Linked DNA regions of Homo sapiens: region 1 is linked to region 2. Evidence: read pairs that join two places in POLR2A ChIA-PET (ENCODE). Cell type or tissue: A673. All regions are shown on one strand. Each heading gives the region's core, and the rest is flanking DNA. Links, peaks and the distances in the headings are about the cores only.

Region 1 (8,391 bases), core at 162-8,161, 310 kb after region 2:
CTTGCTGGGAGTTGATCCATCACTTCTGGTTTGGTAGAATGTTTCCCTAAGGATCTCTTGAGCCCAGGAATTCAAGACCAGCCTGAGAAACATGGAAAAAACGCATCTCCACAAGAAATGCAAAAATGAATGGGGTGTGGTGGTGTGCGCCTGTAGTCCCTAAGGGCTGTCAGAACTTAGGAGGCTAAGACAGGAGGATTGCTTGAGCCCAGGAAGTCGAGGCTGCAGTGAGCCATGATCACACCACTGTACTCCAGCCTGGGCAACAGAGCAAGACCCTGTCTCAAAGAAAAAGTTTCCCTAATGTTGCCCACATGGGTAACTCCCTCCCACCTATCCCAGTTGTAATTAAGTGAGAACACTCTAGTCCTTGTTCTTAAATGAAGGAAGTGAAAATTTGTGAGGACAAGAATGTTCTGGGCCTGGTGACCTCCCGAAGTGAGCTTGGCAGCAAATCTTCCCATTTGCCTTGGGAAAGCCCTAAAAAAACCAGAGTATGGGATACTGATAGTGGTTATAATTGCTAACGAGGTTAGGGTTTTAACACATGACGCATGCTAAGTAGTCAAAATTCCCCATTTTACAGAAAGAGAAACTGAAGTTCAAAGATGCTATGTGCAATCCCCCTACATGGAGACACAGTCTGAGTCTAGTTTCTCAAGGCCTTGGCAGGGCCTGAGGGAGTGGGTAACATGGGTATGGCTTGTATACATTTATGAATTTTGTATCTGGGAAGCAATATGGAGAAATAGCCTGTAAGGAAGGAAAAGATTAGACACTATTTACTGCAGCTCCAAACAAAACTACACAGAGGCCAGGAGCAGTGGCTGATGCCTGTAATCCCAGCATTTTGGGAGGCCAAGGTGGGTGAATCACCTGAAGTCAGGAGTTTGAGACCAGCCTGGCGAACATGGTGAAACCCTGTCTCCACTAAAAGTACAAAAATTAGCCGGGTGTGGTGGCACACGCCTGTAATCCTACCTACTCAGGAGGCTGAGGCAGGAGAATCACTTGAACCTGGGAGGCAGAGGTTGCAGTGAGCTTGAGAGGTGACAGCCTGCTAGCAGTCCTCACAGCTCTCACTCGCTCTGGGCGCCTCCTCTGCCTGGGCTCCCACTTTGGCGGCATTTGAGGAGCCCTTCAGCCCACCGCTGCACTATGGGAGCCCCTTTCTGGGCTGGCCAAGGCCAGAGCCGGCTCCCTCAGCTTGCAGGGAGGTGTGGAGGGAGAGGCGCGAGCGGAACCGGGGCTGCGTGCAGTGCTTGCGGGCCAGCTGGAGTTCCGGGTGGGCGTGGGCTTGGCGGGCCCCGCACTCGGAGCAGCCGGCCGGCCCTGCCAGCCCCAGGCAGTGAGGGGCTTAGCACCCGGGCCAGCGGCTGCGGAGGGTGTACTAGGTCCCCCAGCAGTGCCGGCCCACCGGCGGTGCGCTCGATTTCTCGCCAGGCCTTAGCTGCCTTCGCACGGGGCAGGGCTCGGGACCTGCAGCCCGCCATGCCTGAGCCTCCCACCCCCTCCGTGGGCTCCTGTGCGGCCCAAGCCTCCCCGACGAGCGCCGCCCCCTGCTCCAGGGCCCCCAGTCCCATCGACCGCCCAAGGGCTAAGGAGTGTGAGCGCATGGCCCAGGACTGGCAGGCAGCTCCACCTGCAGCCCCGGTGCTGGATCCACTGGGTGAAGCCAGCTGGGCTCCTGAGTCTGGTGGGGACGTGGAGAGTCTTTATGTCTAGCTCAGGGATTGTAAATACACCAATCGGCACTCTGTATCTAGCTCAAGGTTTGTAAACACACCAATCAGCACCCTGTGTCTAGCTCAGGGTTTGTGAGTGCCCCAATTGACACTCTACCTAGCTGCTCTAGTGGGCCCTTGGAGAACCTTTATGTCTAGCTCAGGGATTGTAAATACACCAATCGGCACTCTGTATCTAACTCAAGGTTTGTAAACACGCCAATCAGCACCCTGTGTCTAGCTCAGGGTTTGTGAGTGCACCAATCGACACTCTGTATCTAGCTGCTCTGGTGGGGCCTTGGAGAACCTTTACATTTAGCTCAGGGATTGTAAATACACCAATCGGCACTCTGTATCTAACTCAAGGTTTGTAAACACGCCAATCAGCACCCTGTGTCTAGCTCAGGGTTTGTGAGTGCACCAATCGACACTCTGTATCTAGCTGCTCTGGTGGGGCCTTGGAGAACCCGTGTGTCCATACTCTGTATCTAACTAATCTGATGGGGACGTGGAGAACCTTTGTATGTAGCTCAGGGATTGTAAACGCACCAATCAGCACCCTGTCAAAACAGGCCACTCGGCTCTACCAATCAGCAGGATGTGGGTGTGGCCAGATAAGAGAATAAAAGCAGGCTGCCCCAGCCAACAGTGGCAACTTGCTCCGGTCCCCTTCCACAGTGTGTAAGCTTTGTTCTTTTGCTCTTTGCAATAAATCTTGCTACTGCTCAGTCTTTGAGTCTACATTGCTTTTGTGAGCTGTAACACTCACTGCAAAGGTCTGCAGCTTCATTCCTGAAGCCAGTAAGACCACAAACCCACCAGAAGGAAGAAACTCCGAACACATCTGAACATCAGAAAGAACAAACTCCAGACATGCCACCTTAAGAGCTATAACACTCACCGTGAGGGTCCGTGGCTTCATTCTTGAAGTCAGTGAGACCAAGAACCCACCAATTCCGGACACAAGCTAAGATCACACCACACTGCATCCCAGCCTGGCAACAGAGCGAGACTGTCTCAAAAAAAAAAAAAGGCCGGGTGCCGTGGCTCACCTTTGTAATTCCAGCACTTTGAGAGGCTGAGGAGGGTGGATCACCTGAGGTCAGGAGTTCAAGACCAGCCTAGCCAACATTGTGAAACCCCGTCTCCACTAAAAATACAAAAAAATTAGCCAGATGTGGTGGGCGCCTGTAATCTCAGCTACTCAGGAGGCTGAGGCAGGAGAATCGCTTGAACCTGGAGCAGGGCTGGATGGGGGGTAGAGGTTGTAGTGAGCTGAGGTCAGGCCACCACACACAAGCCTGGGCAATAAGAGTGAAATGCCATCTCAATAAATATTGTGTTTGGTTCTTGAGTAACAAAAACTCAATACAATGGCCTAACTTCATAGGTGTTTATTTTTCCCAGTTATGAAGAAGACTTGAGCAGGCAGTCCAGAGCTGATACAGCTGCTCCAATCACCAGAGATGCAATCTCCTGCTAGATGTCTTCACATCTACCTTTCTATGTCACATGTGCAAGATGGTTGCTCTGCCTTCAGACATCACATTTACATTCCAGGCAGAAAGGAGAAGGAAAGAGCAAAAGATGTGTTCCGAACAAATCCATCTTAAAAACAAACAAGGGGAGGGGTAGCAGGAGAAAATTTAAAAAGAAGAAGAAGAAAAACAAAAACAGGAAAGCCGTTGTTTCCCTAAAAGCCCCATCAAGCCGACTTCTACCGGTGACTCATTACCCAGTCATGTGGCCACCCCTGGATTCAAGGCAGTCTGAGGAGGTGAGTGTTTCAAAGAGGCACATGGATGCCACAGACAAAATCAAGTTTCCATGGTTGAAGGAGAAGAGGACGATAGAGTTTGGGGAGGCAGCAGGCTACGTCTGCCACAGAAGATATAAAGATATGGAGCCACACGAGAAGATGGGGGAGGCTGCCAAAAAAGTCCACTGGGTACAGGTGAGGAGCAGGTGACATTGGAGTTGCTCCATCTGAGGAGCCCGCACCTGCAATGGCTTGTGCTCCTGCTCCTGTGGGTATAGGCACAAGGCTGATGCCGAGAGAGTGAGTTGTTTCTGTTGGGGTTCAGAACACAATACCCCAAAGTATGGCGATGAGTACTTAACTAAAGGACATTGGAAGGCCTCAGAAGCAGCCTCAGATCCAAGGTCCCTCTGACCTGCTCCTGCCCTCCTGTCTCTCTCGTCCCTCGTTCTCCCCTGAAGTGAGTCATAGAAACCAGAATCCTCTTCCCCACGGTAGGTCCTAGAAACTAGAACCCTTTTTCCCCGAAGCAAAAGCCATAAAAACTGGAATTATTACTCTAAACTCTCCTTGACTTTTTGTCCAGAAGATGGCCATAAAGAAATTCTCAGCTAGGTGTGGTGGCTCGTATCTGTAATCCCAGCACTTTGAGAGGCCAAGGTGGGAGGATCACTTGAGGCCAGGAGTTTGAGATCGGCCTGGGCAACATAGTAAGACCCCCATCTCTACAAAACTTTTTTTTTTAAACTTACCTAAGCGTGGTGGTACACCTGTAGTCTCAGCTACTTAGGAGGCTGAGGTGGGAGGGACCCTGCTCTGGCTGTGACTGCTTTATCACAGGGAGTGCCTATCTGTGGGCTGCTTTCTACACATTAAAGCATTTTCAGAAAGGGCCAACATCAGCCTTGGAAAAAAGGAGGAAGAGCCACGGAGAGTCTCCCTTTATCTTCCCCTTATGTGATGTGAGAGTGCACATGACTGTGTGCACATACACACACACACACACACCACACACACACACCCCACAGGCACACAGGGTCAAGAACATGCTGGGCAGAGCTTAAGCCACTGAATGTTTCAGTAGGAATCATGATATCTAAAAATAGGACAGCTGATAAGGGGGTTCTTACTACTCACAGTTCCTGGAATTATATGCAATTGCATCTTGGAAACTCAACAAATAAACAGTTAGTATGGAATTAAGGAATTAAGTTTGGTGAAGTTCAAAGAAGCTGATGTTACTCACAAGAGTAAATAGAGAGGAAACCGGGCGTGGTGGCTTCACGCCTGTAATTCTAGCACTTTGGGAGGCCAAGACGAGCAGATCACTTGAGGTAGAGAGTTTGAGACCAGCCTGGCCAACATGATGAAACCCTGTTCTCTACTAAAAATACAAAAATTAGCTGGGTGTGGTGGCAGGCACCTGCAATCCCAGCTACATGGGAGGCTGAGGCAGGAGAATCGCTTGAACCCAGGAGACAGGGGTTGCAGTGAGCCAAGATCACACCACTGCACTCCAGCCTGGGCGACAGAGCAAGACTCCCTCTCAGGAAAGAAAAAAAAAAAAAAAGTAAATAGAGAGGAAAGCACAGGCCAGGGTAAAGAGCTCCATGTAGGGCTGGGCGCGGTGGCTCACGCCTGCGGTCCCAGCACTTTGGGAGGCCGAGGCGGGCGGATCACAAGGTCATGAGATCGAGACCATCCTAGCTAACATGGTGAAACCCCGTCTCTACTAAAAATACAAAAATTAGCCGGGGGTGGTGGGCGCCTGTAGTCCCAGCTACTCGGGAGGCTGAGGCAGGAGAATGGTGTGAATCCAGGAGGTGGAGCTTGCAGTGAGCCGAGATCACACCACTGCACTCCAACTTGGGCAACAGAGTAAGACTCCACCTCAAAAAAAAAAAAAAAAAGAGCTCCATGTATGATTCGTGTATAATGCTGCGGGCATTTGGAGTGCAGCCAACAGCCCCCTTGCAGAGACCCAGTGTTCATTGTCCCTTCCTTCTTCTAGCAGAACCCCAATTTTATTTTGTTTAGCAAAGTTCTATGCTTTAAATTTTTTTTTGCCTCAAACTGCCATGCAGGTAGGAGTGGTGGTGTGGCATAGGGCTGGCCAATGAGATGTTAGCCTAAGTCATGTAAAGGGGACTTTCAGAAAAGTTCTTTTCTAGGACTGACTCAACTGGCATGGGCCCCCTTTGCCTTTTACTCTCCCACTTCCTCCAGCCTGAAACAAAACCATGATGGTCTGAACTCCAGCCATCAACTGGAGAGCACTTAATCACTTTTTCAGTAAATACATGCCAGGCCCTGTTTTCAGTTCTAGGAACTTACCATAAAGAAAACAGATAAAAATCTCTGGCTTCAAGGAGCTTACAGTCTAGTGAGAGGAAACAAATTATAAGCAAACAAATATATAGTATTTCAGAATATGGTAAGTGTTAAGGAAAATAAATTAAGAAATGAGATTCTTATTATCTTTAGGGACACTCTCACTCCATCTCCTTCTGTTGCCCACACTAGAGTGCAGTGGTGCGATCATAGCTCACTGTAACCTCAAACACCTGGGCTCAAGTGATCCTCCTGCCACAGCCTCCTGAGTAGCTGGGACTACAGGTGTATACCACTACATCTGGCTAATTTTTTTTTTATTTTTTATTTTTGTAGAGACGGAGTCTTGCTACATTCCCCAGGCTGGTCTCAAGCTCCTGGCCTCAAGTGATCTTCCTATCCTAACCTCACAAGGGGCTGGGATTATAGGTGTGAGCCACCACACCACCCAGAAATGAGATTCTTTTTATTTTTGTTTGTTTGTTTGTTTGTTTTGAGACAGAGTCTCACTCTGTCACCCAGGCTGGAGTGCAGGGGCACATTCTCGGCTCACTGCAGCCTCCACCTCCAGGTTCAAGTGATTTTCGTGCCTCAGCCTCCCAAGTAGCTGGAGTTACAGGAATATGCCACTACACCCAGCTATTTTTTTTTTTTTTTTTTTTTTTAGTAGAGACAGGATTTCACTATGTTGGCCGGGCTAGTCTCAAACTCCTGACCTCAAGTGATCTGCCAGCCTTGGCTTCCCAAAGTGTAGGGATTATAGGCGTGAGCCACTGCACCCCGCCCAGAAATGAGATTCCTGATGCTCGATCAAGTCAGGGTGGTGGCTCAGAAGGCTGGATGGACCTGGGGGTTGTAAAGGTAGCCAGGGTTTGTTTTAATCAGGTGTGGCAAGACGTGCAGACACAGGAATCACTTTCATGGAGGAAGACATTTACTCACAGTTCCCTAGAAACATGCATGAGGCATGGCATGGCGTGCAGGGGTGCCCCATGGGGAAGCACCTGAGTCAGTCAGGAGGCAGTGGGAGTGAAAGGAAAATGTGGGCAAGAGCCTTTATTGTGGTTTCACAGGCAGGAGTGTGCAGGCAGGTAAGCAAGTTCAGGCTCGGCTAGTTTGAATAATTTCAGCAGCCTCTGGGGCATAGGGGCTGTCCCTAGCTCTCTAGTACTGGTCCTGGGCTGACTAGGGGAATTGCAGCTAGGAGTGGCAGAGCCTGATGAAGGTGGTGGTTGGGAGGATGGGGTCTAGCTTGGTTGATCTACATATGACAGGCGAGTTCTTTGCTTCTAGGAATTAGCTCAACCTGGGAGAGGCAGTCACTCCAGGGTCAGCAAGACCCCACGATGTGGAAGTATCAGAATATAGAAACTAGAAAACATGGTTAATTACACTAGGTTCTTGCCAATATTGCTATGCTATTAGGATCCCTGCTCTCACCTCTAGATTTATTCTAAATGCAGAAAAATTAAACTCTCAATTTTTTATGCCACTGTTTTTCAGGTTTCTATTACTGGTTAGGTGAATGCCAGGCCTGTACTGATAATGATCCTAAAGAAGACTCCTCTTTCATACGGCCTAGTAACCGATTCTCAGATCTTATCCATATAAATAGGCTGTTAGTCAAACAAGAAAAATAGCAAGATAAGTAACAGATCCTTCACAGAGTAACTACTCTCATCTATGTGCGTGCACACACACACAAACACACACACTAGTGCGAAAATAAAATGATTTTTCACAGACTTTTTCTGAAGATTGAAGATTTCAAAACAGTCTGAAAAAAAGTTTCAAAAGTGGTCCTGAAGTTAGCTTTACATCAATGCATTAAATATTAACTTTTTTTTTTTTTTGAGATGGAGTCTCACTCCGTCACCCAGGCTGGAGTGCAGTGATGCCATCTCGGCTCACTGCAACTCCTGTCTCCCGGGTTCAAGTGATTCTGCTGCCTCAGCCTCCCAAGTAGCTAGGATTACAGGCATGCACCACCATGCCTGGCTAATATTTTTGTATTTTTAGTAGAGATGGTGTTTCACCATGTTGGCCAGGCTGGTCTCGAACTCCTGACCTCAAGTGATCCACCCGCTTTGGCCTCCCAAAGTGCTGGGATTACAGGCGTGAGCCACTGTGCCCGGCCTAAATATTAACCTTATATGAACAAAAAGAGAAACGAGGATATATGGAGAGAGTAAAAGAGAAGTGAGGCACGGTGAGAAATTGGGAAGGGAGACCTGAGCCTTTGTCTATAGCGAAGGTTGAAAATTCAGCCACCTGCAGGGGCAAAGCAGAAAATGCAAATGAGGTAGCAGGCTTGGGATAAGAAAGACCTGGCTCTTGTTCTCTGTTTTCCCTTTTTTCAGTAAAGATATAGGTAGAAACTAAAATTTGTCTGCTAGAGGAAAAAATAACTACTCAAGCTAAATAATAAATGCCAATTGGCACTTTCCCTCAGTGTTAAGGAGGCCAGGAGGCATGGAGTGGGCACTGGTGAACAGAGTGGGGCAGCCACCGCCCAGCTCCATCAACTGTTACTAGCAATCGGTGTAGGTCGCATGATGCCAGATAGCCTGATTTTTT
Region 2 (8,221 bases), core at 1-8,000:
AGGAAGGAAAGGTAGAGCCGAGCACCGCCCACACCAGGAATAATCTCAGGAAGAGGATGGTGTGGACAGGCCCCAGGACAGGGCTTCTCAGCTAGGGGCAACTCGTTATGCTGCAGTGGGGGCACCTAACAGAACCCCCTAGGGTTTTTTTAAAGTATACAGCACGGTCCTGCCCACCACTGGCATCAGATGAATGCCATGTCCAGGGGAAACCCCAGTACGTCCTCATCACAGCCATGTGAACACTGCTGTTTGTTCATAAAAATGTGTTGCATCCCTAGGGGGAAATAAAAGGAGCTAATCCAATAGAGAGAAGAGTGGCTCAGGGGAGACAGTCACCCGTGAGGAATGAGGGCAGGACACACAGGCCCAGGCCGAGATTGCACAGGGTGTTGCATGAGTGGCTGTGTCAGAGCCAAGTGCACATGCCCACTGCCACCTCCGCCAAGGCCATCAGTGAATCCCTCCAGCACCTACAGGGGCTTTGCACATAAGAGCTGTGCTTGCAGGGGGTGGGGGGTGGGCACAGGGCAGGAAACCAGAGAGGAGGGCACCATGTCCCTGAGTAAGGTAGAAAGGGGAAGCACAGCCTGGACACATTCTTCCATTCTTTTATTTCAAAATATCACCAAGTGCCTGCCACAGCTATGTGCTGGGAACTCAGTGAACGCACCTGTGCTTTGCCCACTGGCATGGAGCCCACGGTCCGGGGGTGATGGTTTCTGTTGCATTTCAAAGCCACTGGGGCGCTGCATAGATGGCTGGCTGCAGAGTCTATTTGAGACGAAGGCAAGAAGTCAGGGCTCACGGACTGTAGATTCCACCCTTGATCGTCTACTACAGGAAAGAAGCCACAGAAGTGAGGGGGTATTCCCAACAGGAAGGCAGAGAAGGAGAGATTAAAACTGAGTCAAGAAGTGTAGCCAGTCCCATAGGAGCACCTGGGCTGAGGAGGGTCAGTCTTCGCAGAGATGTTCGGAACACCTGATTGGGGATGTGCCCTCTCCTTCTATGTTCTTGGTCACCAGAGGAACCAGGTGAAGAGTGTGGATGACTCAGTCCACCCCTCCCCGCACAGGAAAAACAACTCAGAGGACATCCCCTACTGGGAGTGGGCCAGGAGCGCTGGCTTCCACGCCAAGGAGAGGAGGGTGTTGTTGTGGCTGCAGAGGTGAGTCCACAGGGAAGCGTGGGTGTCATGGAGAAAGAGAGAGGAGAGGAAACGGCCTCTCGCTGGAGCCAAGCAGAGAGGAACAAAGGAGGGGAGGAGCCCACAGGCCCTGGAGCCCCAGAGCAGCTCTGGGTGGCCCCTTTCCTTCTCTCCTCAGCACAAAATAAGCTGCTTTTCCAGGCTTTTTCTCTTCCTCGTGCTCACTCCATTTTCCTTCTTCCAAGCCTAAGCCCTGGTCTACCAAGGACCCCTATGTGAAACACTTGTGCTAGAACTTCTGTCCTGACTCTCAGGCCCCCAGAGGAGGAAAGCTGTGGAGGAGGGACCTCATGAGCCAGTAACCTTCACTTAAGAATTCTTCACTTTTTTTTTTTGAGACGGAGTCTCACTCTGTCACCCAGGCTGGAGTGCAGTGGCATGAAATCGGCTCACTGCAGCCTCCGCCTCGCCGGTTCAAATGATTCTCCTGCCTCAGCCTCCTGAGTAGCTGGGATTACAGGTGCCTGCCCCCGCACCCGGCTAATTTTTGTATTTTTAGTAGAGATGGTTTTGCCATGTTGGCCAGGCTGGTTTCAAATTCCTGAGCTCAAGTGATCCACCTGCCTTGGCCTCCCAGAGTGCTGGGATTACAGGCGTGAGCCACCATACCTGGCCAGCTTTGACAGCAGAAATCTTCTCTCTAGAAATATTCATATACATAAGGAATTTTGCACACATCCTTACAGGGTTTAGGGAGCCTCTTAAGCCTGTCCATGAACCTCTGCCATTCATTTATAGCATGGTGTCAGCTGCAGAGTAATAGGATCTATGTGGGCCTGGAAGTCCAACAGGCCTGGGTTTGAATCTTTTTCAAACATTTTTGCTTGTTAGCAGCTGGTTTGGACAAATAATTTCAACTTAGTTTTCTCATCTGTGAAACAGGGGGAAAAAGCACTTACCCTGTAGGGCTGTTGTGAAGATTGAACAAGACAACTCATGTTAAATACCCAGGCACCGTGTCCGCCTGCAGCAGGCAGTCAGTACATGGTGGATCTCGTGCCCCAAGCCTCCTCTTTATGGAGTCCCTCAACTTGCCCCAGCTGGCCTCGGATTCCTCCCACCTCCACCTCCTGGGTAGCTGGGACTATAGCACGCCATGCTTCAGCCCCCTTTGTGATCATTCAAAGCCGTTTGGTTCCCTGCACCCTCTCACATTTACTGCAATTCCTATAGAATCCAAATTCTTTTAACCTGGTGTTGTAGGTCATCTACAATCCTGATCCAAGCAGCCTGTCCCTTCTCCCACACCACTGTCCTCCACATGCATGTCCCACACCAACCCACGCCATCCGCTGGTTCTAAATACACCTGAAGCACCACAAGGCCCCACGTCTGGCTGCCTGCTCTGTGCTTCTCTCATCATTCCTCAAGGCCCGGGGAAAGTCCTGCCACCTCCCTGAAGCCAAGTGCCTACCCGCTTCTCCACTCTAGGCTGCTGTCTTACGCTGTGTGTCCCCAGCTGGATGGCAGCTCCTCAGGGCAAGGAACAATTTCTCTTCTTTCTCAGTGCAACTTCCAAAACACAGCAGAGGAGCGTGCACTGGGGGCCAAGGCTGGCACAGCAAACACAGCAGCACAGGGCTGCTGGAGGGGTGGAGGGGACCAGAGGGGACAGTGACCTGCCTGCTTCATGATACATGGCTGGGAGCCCCACCTTTTGCCTATGGAAGGCATGTGCTTTGAGCTTGATTTTCTCGGGTGTAGAGTGTCTACGCCACCCACACTTTCTCACCCGGTCCAATGCACGGGCACGGGCAGGGGCAGGGCCAGAATCTGTTGCTGTAGAACACAGCAGAGCTGCCTGCACTACTGTGGACGTCACCAAACTGGCAGCTTCACTGAAGGTGACCCTGGCCTGTGTGGGCACTCAGCTGATGCCCTTTTCTTCCCTCCTAAGCCCCATTAGCTTTAGGTCTCCACCACCTGCACTGAGAGAAAGATTAATGGTGAGCACCAGAGTAAAATCTAGCACAGAAGGCAGGGTTTCAGTAAAAAACCAAAAGCACGGCGGATTAGAGCTCAAGGGCCCACAGGTGGGCAGGACAGTAGAGGAACTGGGCAGCCCAGGGTGGCAGGATGGGGTGGACAGGAGTGGACAGGAGAGAGTAGCCAGGAGGAGGGACGTGGCTGCACCGCCAGTCCACGTGGGCGGCTGGAGACCTGGCAGGAGGCCAGGAGAGACTGTGCCTCCTCCAGCCTGGCTGTCTTGGCCAAGTTCTGACGGCAGCCAGGAGGAATGTGACAAAGAAAACAAGACAAACTTTGCTACCTCTGGCTGGTCAGGGGAAGTTTGTGTTGGAAAAGAAGAAGCCACAGATTCCACTGTTCCGCTGCCTTCTCCCCTCACACCCTGGGACGGCCCAGCACCTTCTAGTCCACTCCTCCCTGCCCTCTGCCACTCCCCTCATTACCCCAGTGCCCCCTCCCTCCTTGCCCAGGTCCTCCAGGGAGCCAAGCCTGAGAGTCTAGGGAGGCCCACAGGAGGAAATGATGTTCGGAAAGAGCAGCATCACTTTATTTTTTGAGACGGAGTTTCCCTTTTGTCACCCAGGCTGGAGTGCAATGGTGCAATCTTGGCTCACTGCAACCTCTGCCTCCAGGGTTCAAGTGATTCTCCTGCCTCAGCCTCCCGAGTAGCAGGGATTACAGGCGCCCACCACCACGCCTGGCTAATTTTTTTTGTATTTTTGGTAGAGACGGGGTTTCGCCATGTTGGCCAGGCTGATCTCGAACTCCTGGCCTCAAGTGATCCGCCCGCATCGGCCTCCCATAGTGCTGGGATTACAAGCGTGAGCCACCGTGCCCAGCCGAGCAGCATCACTTTAAATGGTATCTCTGTCTCACATTTGTGCCTGCACCTCTATACAAGGCAGGAAGGGAGCAGAAGACACTCTGCTAGCATTGGCTGGGCTGGAGACTCAGGAAAGGGAGCCTGGGGCTGTGGGGGTGAAGCTGGCCTATTTGTCTCCCCCAGTGGAAGGATGAAGACAGGAGCACCTGCAGGGCTCCATTTGCTGGGCTTCCTACTGGGGGACTGCACCCCTTGTCCCATTTAACCTTTTTGATAATTTCCCATTTGATGTTCACAAAAACCTTGTGAAATAAGTGTTATTTAAAATACCCCCATTTCACAGATGAGGAGATGGAAGTTCAGAAAGGTTTGAAGAGCCGCCCAAAGCCAAGAGGTTAGCTGGGACTTGAACCCACGTCATCTTCATTCTGAAGCCAGTGTTTTTTGTTTGTTTGTTTTTCCCAAGGCATTAGCCCCCTTCAGGGGACCCTGTCCTATCCCTTCCTCTCTCCACAGCTCCCTCAGCCCCTCTTTCCTCCCACTCCCATTCTGAGTGTCACTAGCAAGTCAAGAGCAAGACTAGATGGCAGCCACTAGCTGCACGTGGCCAACCACATCATTACAATTAATTAAAATTAAAGCTCCAAATCTTTGGTGGTTAAACTTGCTCCATGTGGCCAGTGGCTACCGTATCGGACAGCACAGACAGGAAACATTTCCATCCTCCTGCTGGTCTGAACTTAAAGGGCGGTCAGGAGGTAGAGGGAATGGGAGAGACCAGGCCAAGGGGCCCAGGGACAGAGCTGCCTTTGTGAGGAGATGAGGTTTGGGAAGTGAGTTTGGGTGAGGGGAGCAGGGGTGTCTGAGGCCTGGGGGAGGAGAGGGCAGCTTGCTGGACTCCCAGGCACCTCCCTCCGATACTGATACTCCCGCAATACTAGTGAGCAATTAATTGGCTGGGGCGGGGCAGGGGCCAGAGCAGGAGGGAGGCCAACGCAATGGAGGAGAAGCCACCACCCTCTCAGCAGATGGCAGGGCTCCGGTTCTCCTGGCCTCCTTTCATCCTTTGAGGACCCGGGAGCCTGCCTGGCCCTCCTCGACCTGCCCAGAGCTGGCTGCTGCTTCCTGCTCGCTCATCCAGCCCAGGGCCAGCAGATGGGCTATGGGGCCACCACCTTCCCAATTAGCCTTCTTAGCCTCTTGCTCACCCTTGAGGTCTGGGTTACCAGCCATGGGGAGGGGCTGTGAGTGCCCTGTGAGTAACCAAGGCCCAGCTTTGACAGAGGTCATCAGCCCAGGCCCCTCCCCTGGCTGAGCCCTGGCTCCCAGCACCCCCCCACCCCCGCCACCATGCCGTCCCCAGAGGCCCCCAGAAGCGACAGGTCAGGGAGTTGGTTTTGGGAATGTGGTGCCCCATTTCTGAGAAGGAGAAAGTTCCCCAGGTGATGGAACACGTAATAGGTATGTGGCTGGCCTGGTACTTGGGGAGTGGTGGGAGGGGGAGCCTGGGGGATGGGGGCAGAACTCATATTTGAAGGAGGAAAGTGGAGGTGGAGTGATGGGGTCCTAAGGAAGGAGCAGATCAGGGGCTGTGAATGGGACCTCATTGGGGTTGGGTGGGTGGGGCTGGAGCGGGCACCCAAGTGTGGAAGAAAAAGCTGAAACACCCACGACTGCGAGTGGAGGGCAGATGGAGAGACAGGCCAAGCTACGGTAGGCAGGAGAGTTAAGGAGCCAGGCAGCTGGGTCCCGTGGCAAGAGTGGCCGCCCCAGAGTGGGTGGCCGTGGGGCAGAGCGCCTGGTTCCGGGTTAGGCAATGAGGAGCCGGGGCCAGGCCTGTCAGGTGGCAGGATCGTTAGAGCCCCGTGGCCATGGGTACCCCACACTGCAGCCACTGCTGCTGCTGAGTAGGCAGATGCACCGGGCTGATTACCACGCTCCTCCCGGCCACACCAACTTCCCCTGGGGCACCCACCCCCTCCACCTCTCCTCCTCTCCCCACAGTGACTCCTGCCCAGGGAATGTCCAGCTCTGGCATAAAGGACCCGGGTGTCCTTGAGCTGCCATCAGTCAGGAGGCCGTGCAGTCCGAGATGGGCTCGTCTCGGGCACCCTGGATGGGGCGTGTGGGTGGGCACGGGATGATGGCACTGCTGCTGGCTGGTCTCCTCCTGCCAGGTAGGAGGCTGGGGGCCCTGGGAACAGGAGGGAGGCGGGAGGGAGACTCCGGGAGAGGACCCAGCGAAGGGGACAGGCAGGGGCTCTGGAATCTGCCTTTTGAGTCTGGGGGTTGCTCCTCACTGTATGGTCGCCTCAGGTAAGTTTCTTAAACTTCCTGAGCCCCAGTTTCTGAAACTCTGAAGTGGGGTTAATGACACCTAACTCTAGTCTGTGTGTCTCAAATTAAATAATGTATGTGATATGTACTTTGGAAATTCTAGAGGTTTATATAAATGGTGGTGGTGATTTTTATTATGGGAGCACTACAAGATAATGATTGGACATTTAATAGTAATAATATCATTTTTAGAGCCTTTTTATATGCTAGACTCTGTTTTAAGCACATTTGGATTATATATTAGAACTTTTATTTTTATTTTTTTTTGTGAGATGGAGTCCCACTCTGTCTCCAAGGCTGGAGTGCAGTGGCGTAATCTCGGCTCACTGCAACTTCCACCTCTCAGGTTCAAGCGACTCTCATGCCTCAGCCTCTAGAGTAGCTGGGACTACAGGTGCCCATCACCACACCTGGCTAATTTTCTTTTTTTTGTATTTTTAGTAGAAACAGGGTTTCACCATTTTGGTCAAGCTGGTCTTGAACTCCTGACTCAAGTGATCCGCTCGCCTCAGCCTCCCAAGGTGCTGGGATTACAGGCATGAGCCACCACACCCGGCCTATATTAGCACTTTTGATCATTACAAGAACGGTATGAAAGGAGATTTGCTATTTCCACTCTACAGATGAGGACACTGAGGCTCAGAGAAGTTAGGAAAGTAGCTCAAGATCATGCATTAGAAGGCAGCAAAGCCAAGATTTCAACCCCAGGCCGGGCAACCCCTGGACCTGTGTTGTTGACCACCGGGTACTTATAGCCCTTGAGGAATTTCTGCGACCTTCCCATGGTCTAGTGGGTGGTTGGTGTCTGAGGGAATAGCGAAAGAGAGAGGCAATGCATGGTGGATTCGTGCAGAGGACTGAAGGGAATTGGCACAGCTGGGGTTCGGCGTGGAGGTGCATGCAGAGAATTTCTTTCTGAGGAGAGAACAGGGACATCACAGAGGATGGCAGTCTGGTTGTTGGTGGAGGGATCAGGATGAGTGGCAGTAATAATTCATAATATATAATGCTTTACACTTTCTAAAACATCTGGCCGCACATGATAGCTTGTGCCTGTAATCCCAACATTTCAGGAGGCCAAGGCAGGTGAATCGCCTGAGGTTAGGAGTTCAAGACCAGCCTGGCCAAGATGGTGAAACCCCCTCTCTACTAAAAATACAAAAAATTAGCTGGGTGTGGTGGCGGGCACCTGTGGTCCCAGCTACTTGGGAGGCTGAGGCAGGAGAATCGCTTGCACCAAGGAGGCAGAGGTTACAGTGAGCTGAGACCGTGTTATTGCACTTTAGCCTGGGCAACAAGAAACTCCATCTCACAAAAAAAAAAAAAAAAAAGAAGAAGAAGAAAAAACTTCCAGGTGGATGATCTCATTTAGTTTTCTTCATAGTAATGCTGTGGGAAGGCAGGGAAAATTTGGCCCCTCTGAATGTATAAACTAAAGCTCAGAGAGGTTCAGTAACTTGCTAGTATGTGGCTCTGTTTGTAACACGTGGGACCTGGAGGGGCTAGGGAAGGCAGAAGGAACGCAGGTGAAAGAGTCATGGAGGAACCACGGGGTAAGTTGGGCCTGGGGTTTTGAGCAAAGGAAAGGAAAGATAAGGAAAGATGTGGCTCCACATCCCTGAGGGAAGTCAAGGCAGCAGAAGTCAGATGAGGGGCTGGACAGAGGCAGGTGTGCTCAGAGAGGGAAGCTGATTGTGGCCAGGAGCCTCGGAGGTTCGTGGGGTTTCGTCCTGGTTCCCTGGGCTGGGCCAGCGAGAGCAGGGCTGGCTCAGGGTGCGGTGTCCTGACACACTGGTACCAGCAGGTTCTGAAGCAACAGGTAGTGACCCCACATCCTGGCCCCCACCCAGCTTTACTGGCATGGCCAGTGCTGAGATAGGAAA

Evidence for each region. ChIA-PET counts read pairs that join two places held together with the same protein. Peaks named below come from ENCODE experiments on the same cell type or tissue, not always from the same donor. Only the 100,000 strongest peaks of a DNase experiment are listed, where the experiment ranks them.
Region 1: POLR2A ChIA-PET joins it to region 2 with 11 read pairs; 3 of 35 experiments call an interaction of 5 or more read pairs at or near these places.

What each region holds. Positions count from the first base shown.
Region 1 is chr6:30,809,513-30,817,903 of GRCh38, reverse strand. It overlaps LINC00243 (long intergenic non-protein coding RNA 243), which reads left to right. Exons shown (of 2, transcript NR_130726.1): 2 at 3,132-5,038. Among named protein-coding and RNA genes, the nearest start is that of LINC00243, 17 kb to the left of the region's middle. RefSeq lists an enhancer at 3,318-3,612. In A673, for the core only: no CTCF peak of the experiment used is centred there; a DNase peak (open chromatin) is centred at 3,453.
Region 2 is chr6:31,118,292-31,126,512 of GRCh38, reverse strand. It overlaps PSORS1C1 (psoriasis susceptibility 1 candidate 1), which reads right to left. Exons shown (of 6, transcript NM_014068.3): 2 at 674-837. CDSN (corneodesmosin) reads left to right here and starts at 6,067. Exons shown (of 2, transcript NM_001264.5): 1 at 6,067-6,178. The coding sequence starts at 6,094. RefSeq lists enhancers at 1-521, 522-1,122. In A673, for the core only: no CTCF peak of the experiment used is centred there; a DNase peak (open chromatin) is centred at 292.